3 separate regions of the Homo sapiens genome follow, and regions 1 and 3 are each linked to region 2. Evidence: chromatin contacts called from ENCODE Hi-C or POLR2A ChIA-PET data. All regions are on one chromosome and are shown on one strand. Each heading gives the region's core, a stretch centred on a gene start or an enhancer-like site at or near the end of the contact. The rest is flanking DNA. Distances are from core to core; before and after follow the strand shown. Region 1 holds the start of NR2F6 (nuclear receptor subfamily 2 group F member 6). Region 2 holds the start of SLC27A1 (solute carrier family 27 member 1). Region 3 holds the start of OCEL1 (occludin/ELL domain containing 1).

Region 1 (2,896 bases), core at 205-2,704, 220 kb before region 2:
ATTTGACCCCAAGGGCGCGCCGTATCGATCCGCGCGGCCGCAGACAATGGCCCCTGGACGCTGCGAGCTCCACGGTCCAAGTTCCACGTTCGATTCCCTCGAGGGCATCCCGCGCGCCGGGATCCCCGAGAACGGGTGCCCTGGGGTTGGGTTACCACCCCTGACAGCACCCCTACCCCCACCCCAGCGCGGAGATGACCCCTCCCCAGAGAAAAAGCGGAGGGAAGGAGAAGCAAGTAACTGGGGCAAAAGCCTCCAGGGACCACCTGATGGGGGGGGAACCTGCAACGATGTAGCGCCGACTGTATACACAATCCCAGCCATGGAATGCGGGAGGAGGGTGCTGTGCCCCTATCTCAGAGGGGGCAGTGGAGGCCCAGGGAAGGTCAGCGCCAGGCCCAAGGTGACCGAGCAGGTCAGAGGCCTGCCCCAGGTCGGGGCGGGGTGCACGGCGGCGGCGCGCGGATGGGGGGCTCACCGGCAGGTGTAGCTGAGGTTGCGGCGGATGCTTCGCTTGAAAAAGCTCTTGCAGCCCTCGCAGGTGAAGACACCGTAATGCTTGCCGCTCGACTTGTCCCCGCACACCACGCAGTCCACCTGCAGCCCCGGCCGCTCCTCGTCGCCCGGCTCGGCGTCGCTGGCGGCACCGGGGGGCGAGGCCGAGTCGTCCTCGGCCGCGCGCGGGTAGCCGCCCGCCTTGTCCACGCCGTTCGTGTCGCCGCCGGGGCCGCCCCAGCCGCCGGTCACCATGGCCATAGCCCCAGGGCAGCGGGGCCGGGGCGCCCCCACCGCGCTCTTCCCTCCGGGCACCCCTCTCGGCCCGGGGGACCCTACGCGGCGCGCATTCGGCCCCGGCGCGCGGGGGGCACGGGCTGCACCCCCCAAAAAAGTTTTGCAGCAACTTCCTGCGGCCGGTCCTCGCGCCCGGGCGGAACTGGTCGGGCCGGTTCCAGGCCAACTTTCCCACGCGTGCGCGGGGCCGGGCCCGGGGCCGGGAGGGGCACGCTAGAGGCGCGGGCCGGGGGCCCAGAGGACTCGCGTCCCGCCGCCCTGGGGCCCCGGCGGGGGCGCGCGGGCCATGGCCCGGCCCGAGCCGCGCAGGGGGCGTCCTCTGGCCTGGCCGCCGCTCGCCCGGGGGCTGCGGCCAACTCAGCGGGCCGCCATCCGAGCGCGGGAGGCCGGGGGGAAAGTTTGGCCGCAAGTTGCGCGGCCGCCCGTGGCGGGGGGGGAGGGGCGGCGGGTGCGCGCCGGGGCTGATCGCCGCGCCCCCTGGGTCCCCCGGCGCCCGCGGCTGCCGCTCCGGGCCTGCAGGGCCGCTGGGCCGGCGCCTCTGGAGCTGCCGCCCCCGCTGCGGCCGCTCCTGCCTGGCCTGGGCCTGCGCCTGGGCCCAAGCCTCGCTCTCGCCGCCGCCACCGCCACCGACCCCGCGCGCCGGCCTCGCGCTGCGGCCGGTTTGACACACAGCGTTCCATTCGCGGGGCGGGCGGGGGGCGGGGGCGGGGGCAGGGGCGCGCGCCGCGGGCTGGGGGCGGGCGCTCGTTGCCCCGGCGACGGCCGCCCTTATAAGGGCATGGGTGGCCGCGCGCGGCGCCGGGCGAACGGGCCGGCGGGAGGGACGGGGGCCGAGCGCTGGGCCGCGGGGCCTGACCCTCCCCCGCCTCCCTCTGCCCCTCCCCCCGCACCCCCGCCCTCGCCCTCGCCCAGCTCGGGCCTTAACCCCTGCCGGGCCGCGGCGGGAGCCTCAGCCGCGCCTGCCCTCTGCCCTTCCTTGAGCCTCGCCAAGATGTCTCTCCAAGGCCCTCCCCTCCACCTCTGGCCTTGGACGTTGGGTCGCTCGATCACCCTCGAGGCGCCCCTCGGAACCTCTCCCCACCCCACAGTTCCTGGCAAAGCAATGATGGGGGGCCAGTGGCACCCGGGGGGGGGGTACGCCCCTGCGCAAGACACACGCGCGCGCGAGACAGACAGACACACACACACACACACACACACACACACACACACACACCCTAGATTGTGTTTGCTTCCTCTTCCAGAAAGTCGCCGCGTCTGACCCCCACCCCACCCTTTCTCTGCTCGGGTTAACACCTGGTGCCCGGAATCTCCAGGGGGAAGGGATGTTGTGGTCTGAGACCGGCTGGCCGGGGCCGCGAGGTCAGGGGGCCCCTCTGCAGAATTTCTGGCCTCCGGGGGCAGGGCGCCCACCCGCCCCGCGCGGCTGGAGGCGACAGGCATGCCCTGTCTGGGGGCCTGCCCCTTTTTCCCTTTTAATTTCCTTTTCTTTCTGTGCTTTGCAGAAAGGGCTTGGCCTGGCGGCCGGCTGGACTGCAGATGTCTCTTCCAGGCGCCCTGGAGCCTCGCAGCTGCCGCCACCTCCAACTCACCCCATCCCCCAGTACCGGGGCTGGGGCCCGCCCGACCAGCATTTATTAAGCACCCTTTGTATGCGAGGCCCGGGCTGGCGAGCCTCTGGCTCTGGGCAGGTTAACCTTTAACCGGCTGGACAAGCCCTTCCAGGAGTGACCTTTCACCTCGGAGTCTTGCAGCCCCAGCCACCCAGACTGTGGTCCCACCCCGCCCTGAGCCCAGAGCTGGACACCAGAGCATGCAGCTGGGCCTCTGAGAGCTCTGGCCAGGACAGTGCCTTCTGCGCACCCCCTCCTCTGCCTCCCAGAGCCCTGATGAGACTTGAAGAATTGCCCTCCCTGGAGTAGGGGGAAAGATTCTTAGAGATCTTACAACACTTAAAAAGAAACTGAGGTTCTGGGAGAGCCAGGCACACCCAGCCCTGGGCCTCTCAACCTGCTCCAGGGACGTTCTGGCTGCCTGGGAGGTGGAGGAGGAGGCGTTAGTAAACACGAAAAGCAGGAAGGACTAGGATTAGACATGAGCAAGG
Region 2 (3,039 bases), core at 393-2,892:
AGGCACAGCGCACCCAAGAAGGGTCCAGGAGTCTGCAGAAACAGAAAGGTCCCCGGCCTCAGCCTCCTAGTCCCTGCCTGCCTCCTGCCTGAGCTTCTGGGAGACTGAAGGCACGGCTTGCAGCTTCAGGTCAGCCAGAGAATGGGGTTGTGCGTGCCCCCAGGCCAGCGCTGGCAGCGCCTGGGGGAGCATCTAGGACCCCGGGGTGCAAGTAAAGGGCCTGTAGGTGCTTCTAGGAAGGATGGGGACCTGGCGTGTGGATTTTGTCCTCCCTGGGATCCTGGGGTGTGACGGTGAGACTTAACCGACAAGGCTTCGGGACATGGATTAAGAATTAGCTGTGTCCTTGAATCACACGTGTTAAGACCGCGGCGGTGTTTACAGTTAGAGACTTCTGAGGCCCCAATGGTGTGAGTTGAGCACTCCCCCGGGCCCTGGAACGTGTTTTTAAGACCGAAAGAGGCTTTGGGGCTTGGATTTAGGACAAGCTGGAGCAAGAATACAGCCCGCGCGGGCCGTGGGTGTGGACTGGGATATTTTTGGTCCCCCGGGGTAGAGATCCTGCACGCCAACTAGGGCTCGGGTCCTGATATCTTGCGAGCCACGCCCCAAGGCTGCAGGACACGTGTGTTTCCTAAAAGGAGAGGGGGTGGGGCAAGGCTTGGTTGTCATGGAGACAGCGGACGACCCTGGCGGGCCGTTCTAGCACCCATGTCTCTTTGGCCGTCGCCTCTCCGGTCCGGTTGCCTCTCTATGGTCGTGGCTTCTGGAAGACGGCCGGCCTCGGCTCTGCGGGCTGAGGGGCTTCGAAGTAGACAGGAGGGAAGAGGGGCGGGGCCTAGGTCCTAGGGGGGCCGGAGTGAAACCCAGGAGGTGGCGACCGAGCCAAAGCCTGAGGGCGGGGCCCGTGGCCAGGATAGAACCTGAGCCTGGGAACTTGGGCTAGGCCCGGAACTGGGGTGGGGCTTGAACGGATTGGGGAGGGCTCTAGTTTCGGGAGGGTGGGGCGTGTGCTTATTGCGGGGGGGTGGGGAGGCATATGTCTAACCTAGGGGGTGGGGCCTGGCTGAGAGGGGCGGGACTCGGGGAGAGGGCTTGTACCTGTGGGCTGGGCTAGAAGCATAACCTAAGGGCGGGGCCCAGTGAGTGGTGAAAAGGCCACGGGGTAGAGGCAGGACCAGGAGGAAAGGGGACAGGACGTGAAGGGTAATTCGGGGATCGAGGATAGAGGCTAGATGAAGGCATGTGGCGAGGCCTGACAGTGACCGACAAGGTGGACATGCTGGCTCTGGGGGCGGGGACTGTTGTAAGATTGGCAGGGAAGGATGGGCTCAAAAATATGGAATAGAGCGGACCCAGGGTCCGGGGGCGGAGCCTGGCCAGGACCTGGCCAATCCCAGGCCTGGGGCCCTGGTCTGGTTCCTAGTTAGCGGGCGGGTGTAAAAGCCTGGAAAGGGGCGATGCCTGGCCTGAGGAGTTGACCAATCCCAGGCCTGGGGGCGGAGTCTGACTCGGAGCGCGTTCCCGGACTCGCGGGGGGCGCAGAGCCGAGGCCTGGGGGCGCGGCTCGCTGTAGAGGCGGGGGCGGTCGTGGGGCGGAGCGGGTCGTGGGGCGGGGCTGGAGCGGCCCGCGGCCTCAGCTCTCTCTGCTTCCCCAGGATGCGGGCTCCGGGTGCGGGCGCGGCCTCGGTGGTCTCGCTGGCGCTGTTGTGGCTGCTGGGGCTGCCGTGGACCTGGAGCGCGGCAGCGGCGCTCGGCGTGTACGTGGGCAGCGGCGGCTGGCGCTTCCTGCGCATCGTCTGCAAGACCGCGAGGCGAGACCTCTTGTGAGTGTTGCCGGGATCCGTCCAGGGCTGGGGGCGGGGCTGAGGGCTCTGGGGGCGCACGGTGCAGGGCTGGGTTGCGGGGACGGCTTGGAGGGTCCGGAGAGCTGAGGGTGCTTTGTAGGTTGGGGGCGGGGCTGGGCCGAGGGCTGGGCGGGGGCGGGGCCTGAGAGGGTGACCAGTTGGGGGTCTCTGAGGGGGCTACAGGGGACACTTTAAGGATTTCTCGAGGAAGATGAGTAGCCTCTAAGGTGCTTCGGGCGTTGCAGGCTGCTTAGGAGATGATCTCAGGGGATTTGGGGGGCAATTTGGGGGTCTTTGGGCAACTGGTGGAAATTCCAGGGAGCTGGGGCTGACTGGAAATCCGTGGCGGTGTGGGGGTCTTTTTGGAGCCGTGATAACTGTGAGAGACTTCAGGGGGCTCTCCAGTAGGTCACCGGGGCTCACAGGGACGACCCAATAGATAGTCTCTGGGGGGTTGCCAAGACACTTTGGGTCTATCTAGGGCTTTCTCTGAGGGATGAGCGAGCTGCTCTATAAAGGACTTCCCGGGTTTCTGAAGGTGTGAGTTTCCTCGGGATCGTTTACAGCTGGGGCACTGTTTGAGATTTTGGGGTCTGTGTGGGACTTTGGGTTTGGGAGTTGTTCGGAGTGTGTCGGGAGGCTGCTGTGTATTCCAGGACTTGTTTGGGGGGTCTCTTCTGGAGACTGGGACACTGGATTCATGCTAGGGGGGCAGATTCTGGTGTCCTGTGCAAGGATCCTTGGAGGGTTTTTGCGGTGTCTCTGAGGGACTTGCTCAAACGAGCCGTTGGGGGTCCTTCTGGGATGAAACAGGCATTGCTGGGGGCTTCTATCAGAGCAGACCTCAGGAACAGCACCACGTGGGAGCAGGTGAGCGCCGGCTAGCGGGGCAGGGCTCAACACCTTCACAGCTCCTTGTAAGATGGAGTAGCAAGAGGGACTGAACCCATTGTAAGGAGGGCACAGAGGGTGTGGAGATGGGAAAGATCCCACCGTAAGTTGACTGGTTCTGAACTTTCTAAAACTCACCCCTTCTGCATGCCATGGCCCCCTGCCCCCGGCTCCTTGGTTGTTCTGATGTGGAAATCTGACTGTGCCCTCTGCTCAGACACCTTCCATGGCCAGCCCATCCTTGGCAGAAGGAAGACTCAGCCCCTAGCTGGGCACTCAAGGTCCTACCATCTGTTCCCTG
Region 3 (3,168 bases), core at 157-2,656, 240 kb before region 2:
GAACCCTGGAGGCGGAGCTTGCAGTGAGCCGAGATCGCGCCACTGTACTCCAGCCTAGGAGACAGAGCGAGACTCCGTCTCAAAAAAAAAAAAAAAAGAAAAGAAAGTACAGGTGAGGGAATCCGTTATCATGCCAGTGCCGCCAAGGTTGTGGGAAAACCCCTGTATCTCTTGGAGCATAAATGGTACAATCTCACTAAGGAGTAACTTGGCAGTATGTTCCAAATGTAAAATACACACATCCCAGACAGGAGGCTGAGGCAGGAGGATCGCTTGAGTCCAGGAGTTGGAAAACAGCCTGGACCCATAAGGACATTTCCTCTCAAAAAAAAAAAAAAAAAAAAAAAAAAAAAATGCCAAGCACGATTATGGGATCACACCTGTAATCCCAGCACTGTGGGAGGCTGAGGCGGGTGGATTGCTGGAACTCGGGAGTTCAAGACCAGCCTGAGCAACGCGGCGAGATCCCGTCTCTACAAAAAACACAAAAATTAGGGAGGCGTTGTGTCACCTGTGGTTCCAGCTATTTGGGAGGCTGAGGTGGAAGGATCAATTGAGGCTAGGAAGGAGGTCGAGGCCACAGTGAGCCATGATCATGCCCTCCAGCCTGGGCAACACAGCCTCTCTCTCTCTCTCTCTCTATATATATATATATAAAAGGCCGATTTGGGGCACACTGTCTATAAGTTAGCTCTGCTCTGCCAGGAACAGTACTGTTCAGTAAAGATGCCATCTAACACCACCTGCTCGCCCTTAAAAGAAATAAAAGAAAAAGAAAGAAAGGGGCGGGTGCGGTGGCTCACGCCTGTAACCCAGCACTTTGGGAGGCCGAGGCAAGCGGATTGCTTGAGTCCCGGAAGCTGTTCAAGACCAGCCTGGCTAAAATGACGAAACTCCGGGCGGGCGCGGTGGCTCACACCTGTAATCCCAGCACTTTGGGAGGCCGAGGCGGACGGATCACTTGACGTCAGAAGTTTGAGACCAGCCTGGCCAATGTGGCGAAACCCCGTCTCTACTAAAAATACAAACAACAACAACAGCAAAAAATTAGCTGGGCGTGGAAGTGTGCGCATGTAGTCCCAGCTACTCGGGAGCCGGAGGCAGGAGAACCGCTTGAACCCGGGAGGCGGAGGCTGCAGTGAGCCGAGATCACGCCACTGCATTCCAGCCTGGGCAAGTGAGACTCTTGTTAAAAAATTTTTTTCATATAATTGCTGAAAAAAATAAATAAGTTTAAATTTGCAAAACCATCCCGTTTTTTCAGACAAACTTGAGGGTCGAGGTCGGAGTCGACCATGTTTCGAAGGTGTGTGGCCACGCCCAGCCAGGTCAGCCCCGCCCCCAGGCCGTCAGGCCCAGCCCCCTTTCGTCAGACCCCGCCCCCAGCCCTGCTGAGCGACCCCGCCAGTCGGGTCCATCCTGCAGTAAATGCACAACCCGGACGGAAGTGCCTCTCCGACAGCAGATCCAGGCTCGGAGCTCCAGACGCTGGGACAGGTGACCCGGGGCGGTAGCGAGCCGGACGGCCTTGCAGGTGGGGCGGAGGTCCCGAGGAGCTCCTCGGGCGCGGTCGTCTGTGGGCTCTGCGCGCCCTGGAGGTCGAGGCTCCGGCAGCGCGGGGGTTAACTCGAGCCGGTCCCAGGCTGCGCGGCGACGTCAGAGTTCATTTACATAGCGCTTATTTGGGTTGCGCAGTCGTGGGCGGGGTCTGGACGTCGCTGCGGACCAATCGCGTGCGTCTATGCAAATAGCGGTCGTTCTGGGGAACTCTGCTCCCGCGGGGTGAGAGTTGGCCGCTCTTCGGCCGAGCTGCCCGCGCGTCCTTTCTCCGTGCGCGTCGTCAGGCGTGTCCTCTCCGCGTGTCCACCCACAGGCCGCCCGCAGACCACCCCCGCCGCGCGCGGGACACGACGCCCCCCGCAGGACCCGCCCATCAGCCCGGAAACCCCTGAGCTGCTTCTCCCGGAGGCCGATGCCCACCCGGGAGCCCCCAAAGACTCGCGGCTCCCGGGGGCACCTGCATACTCACCCGCCTGGGCCTGGGCCCCCGGTGAGCCTGACCGGGAGGGGGTCCCCAGGCCGGGCCTCTAGGCAAAAGATTTAGCCCCTCCAGTTTGAGGGACTCCGGTTTCCCGACACCCCGATTTAACTCCAGACCACGATTCCTGTGGCAGCTGCAGGGACTGGCGCCCCGAGGCCTCAAAACCAGCGCCCCCCGCCCTCCGTGCCAGCCCCAGCCGGGACCCCACAAGGCAAAGACCAAGAAGATTGTGTTTGAGGATGAGTTGCTCTCCCAGGCCCTCCTGGGCGCCAAGAAGCCTATTGGAGCCATCCCTAAGGGGCATAAGCCTAGGCCCCACCCAGTGCCCGACTATGAGCTGTGAGTGTCCCCCATGTGATTCTTCATGCCTGGGATCAGGAGAGGGGCACTGAGGCTGGGGCTTTGATAGTTGAATAAGAGTTTACCAAAGAGTAGAAAGGAAAGGATCCCTTGCTGATCAGTAGTGGGATTGTCCCTGTGAATAAGCCACTGCACTCCAGCCTGGGCAACACAGTGAGATCCCGTCTCCGAAAATAAATAAATAAATAGGCGAGGCGCGGTGGCTCATGCCTGTAATCCCAGCACTTTGGGAGGCTGAGGCAGGCGGATCACCTGAGGTCAGGAGTTCGAGACCAGCCCGGCCAACATTGTGAAACCCCGTCTCTACTAAAAACACAAAAATTAGCTGGATATAGTGGCGCATGCCTGTAATCCCAGCTACTGAAGAGGCTGAGGTGGGAGAATTGCTTGAACCCGGGAGGTGGAGGTTGCAGTGAGCTGAGATCGCTACACTGCACTCCAGCCTGGACAACAGAGCAAGACTCTATCTCAAAAAATAATAATAAATAAATTAAAAGAGGGAGAGAAAAGGAACGTTTCTAGTAGGGGCCCAGCATGGACAAAGAAAAGCAAATTACACTGACTGGGGGAAAGAGTGGGGTTCTTTACACTCACACTCTGACCCTCTTCAACCTGGTAGTAAGTACCCGCCAGTGAGCAGTGAGAGGGAACGGAGCCGCTATGTCGCAGTGTTCCAGGACCAGTACGGAGAGTTCTTGGAGCTCCAGCACGAGGTGGGGTGTGCACAGGCAAAGCTCAGGCAGCTGGAGGCCCTGCTGAGCTCCCTG

Evidence for each region. A loop is a pair of places that touch in the nucleus more often than their neighbours do. ChIA-PET counts read pairs that join two places held with the same protein, here RNA polymerase II (POLR2A). Pooled maps may share reads with other maps.
Region 1: a pooled map shows a loop between it and region 2 (6-fold over the local background). The contact joins the promoter of NR2F6 here to the promoter of SLC27A1 in region 2. A Hi-C loop is called at or near these places in 6 of 50 pooled maps. POLR2A ChIA-PET finds 5 or more read pairs at or near these places in 2 of 52 experiments (Panc1 and WTC11).
Region 3: a loop to region 2 is called in a map of sigmoid colon, with 2.2 times the contacts of the local background. The contact joins the promoter of OCEL1 here to the promoter of SLC27A1 in region 2. A Hi-C loop is called at or near these places in 2 of 168 maps with a recorded cell type or tissue (naive thymus-derived CD4-positive, alpha-beta T cell and sigmoid colon) and 10 of 50 pooled maps. POLR2A ChIA-PET finds 5 or more read pairs at or near these places in 3 of 52 experiments (H1, PC-9 and activated CD4-positive, alpha-beta T cell).

Annotation. Positions count from the first base shown.
Region 1 is chr19:17,244,465-17,247,360 of GRCh38, forward strand. NR2F6 (nuclear receptor subfamily 2 group F member 6) reads right to left here and starts at 1,455. Exons shown (of 4, transcript NM_005234.4): 1 at 479-1,455. The coding sequence starts at 756. RefSeq lists silencers at 806-875, 886-1,045, 1,446-1,695, 2,096-2,175 and an enhancer at 1,439-2,388.
Region 2 is chr19:17,468,882-17,471,920 of GRCh38, forward strand. SLC27A1 (solute carrier family 27 member 1) reads left to right here and starts at 1,643. Exons shown (of 12, transcript NM_198580.3): 1 at 1,643-1,826. The coding sequence starts at 1,660. RefSeq lists enhancers at 708-837, 2,259-2,760 and a silencer at 1,588-1,717.
Region 3 is chr19:17,224,820-17,227,987 of GRCh38, forward strand. OCEL1 (occludin/ELL domain containing 1) reads left to right here and starts at 1,407. Exons shown (of 6, transcript NM_024578.3): 1 at 1,407-1,497; 2 at 1,874-2,050; 3 at 2,175-2,380; 4 at 3,021-3,168. The coding sequence starts at 1,429. RefSeq lists silencers at 1,294-1,383, 1,614-1,733, 1,754-1,803 and enhancers at 1,327-2,001, 2,002-2,675.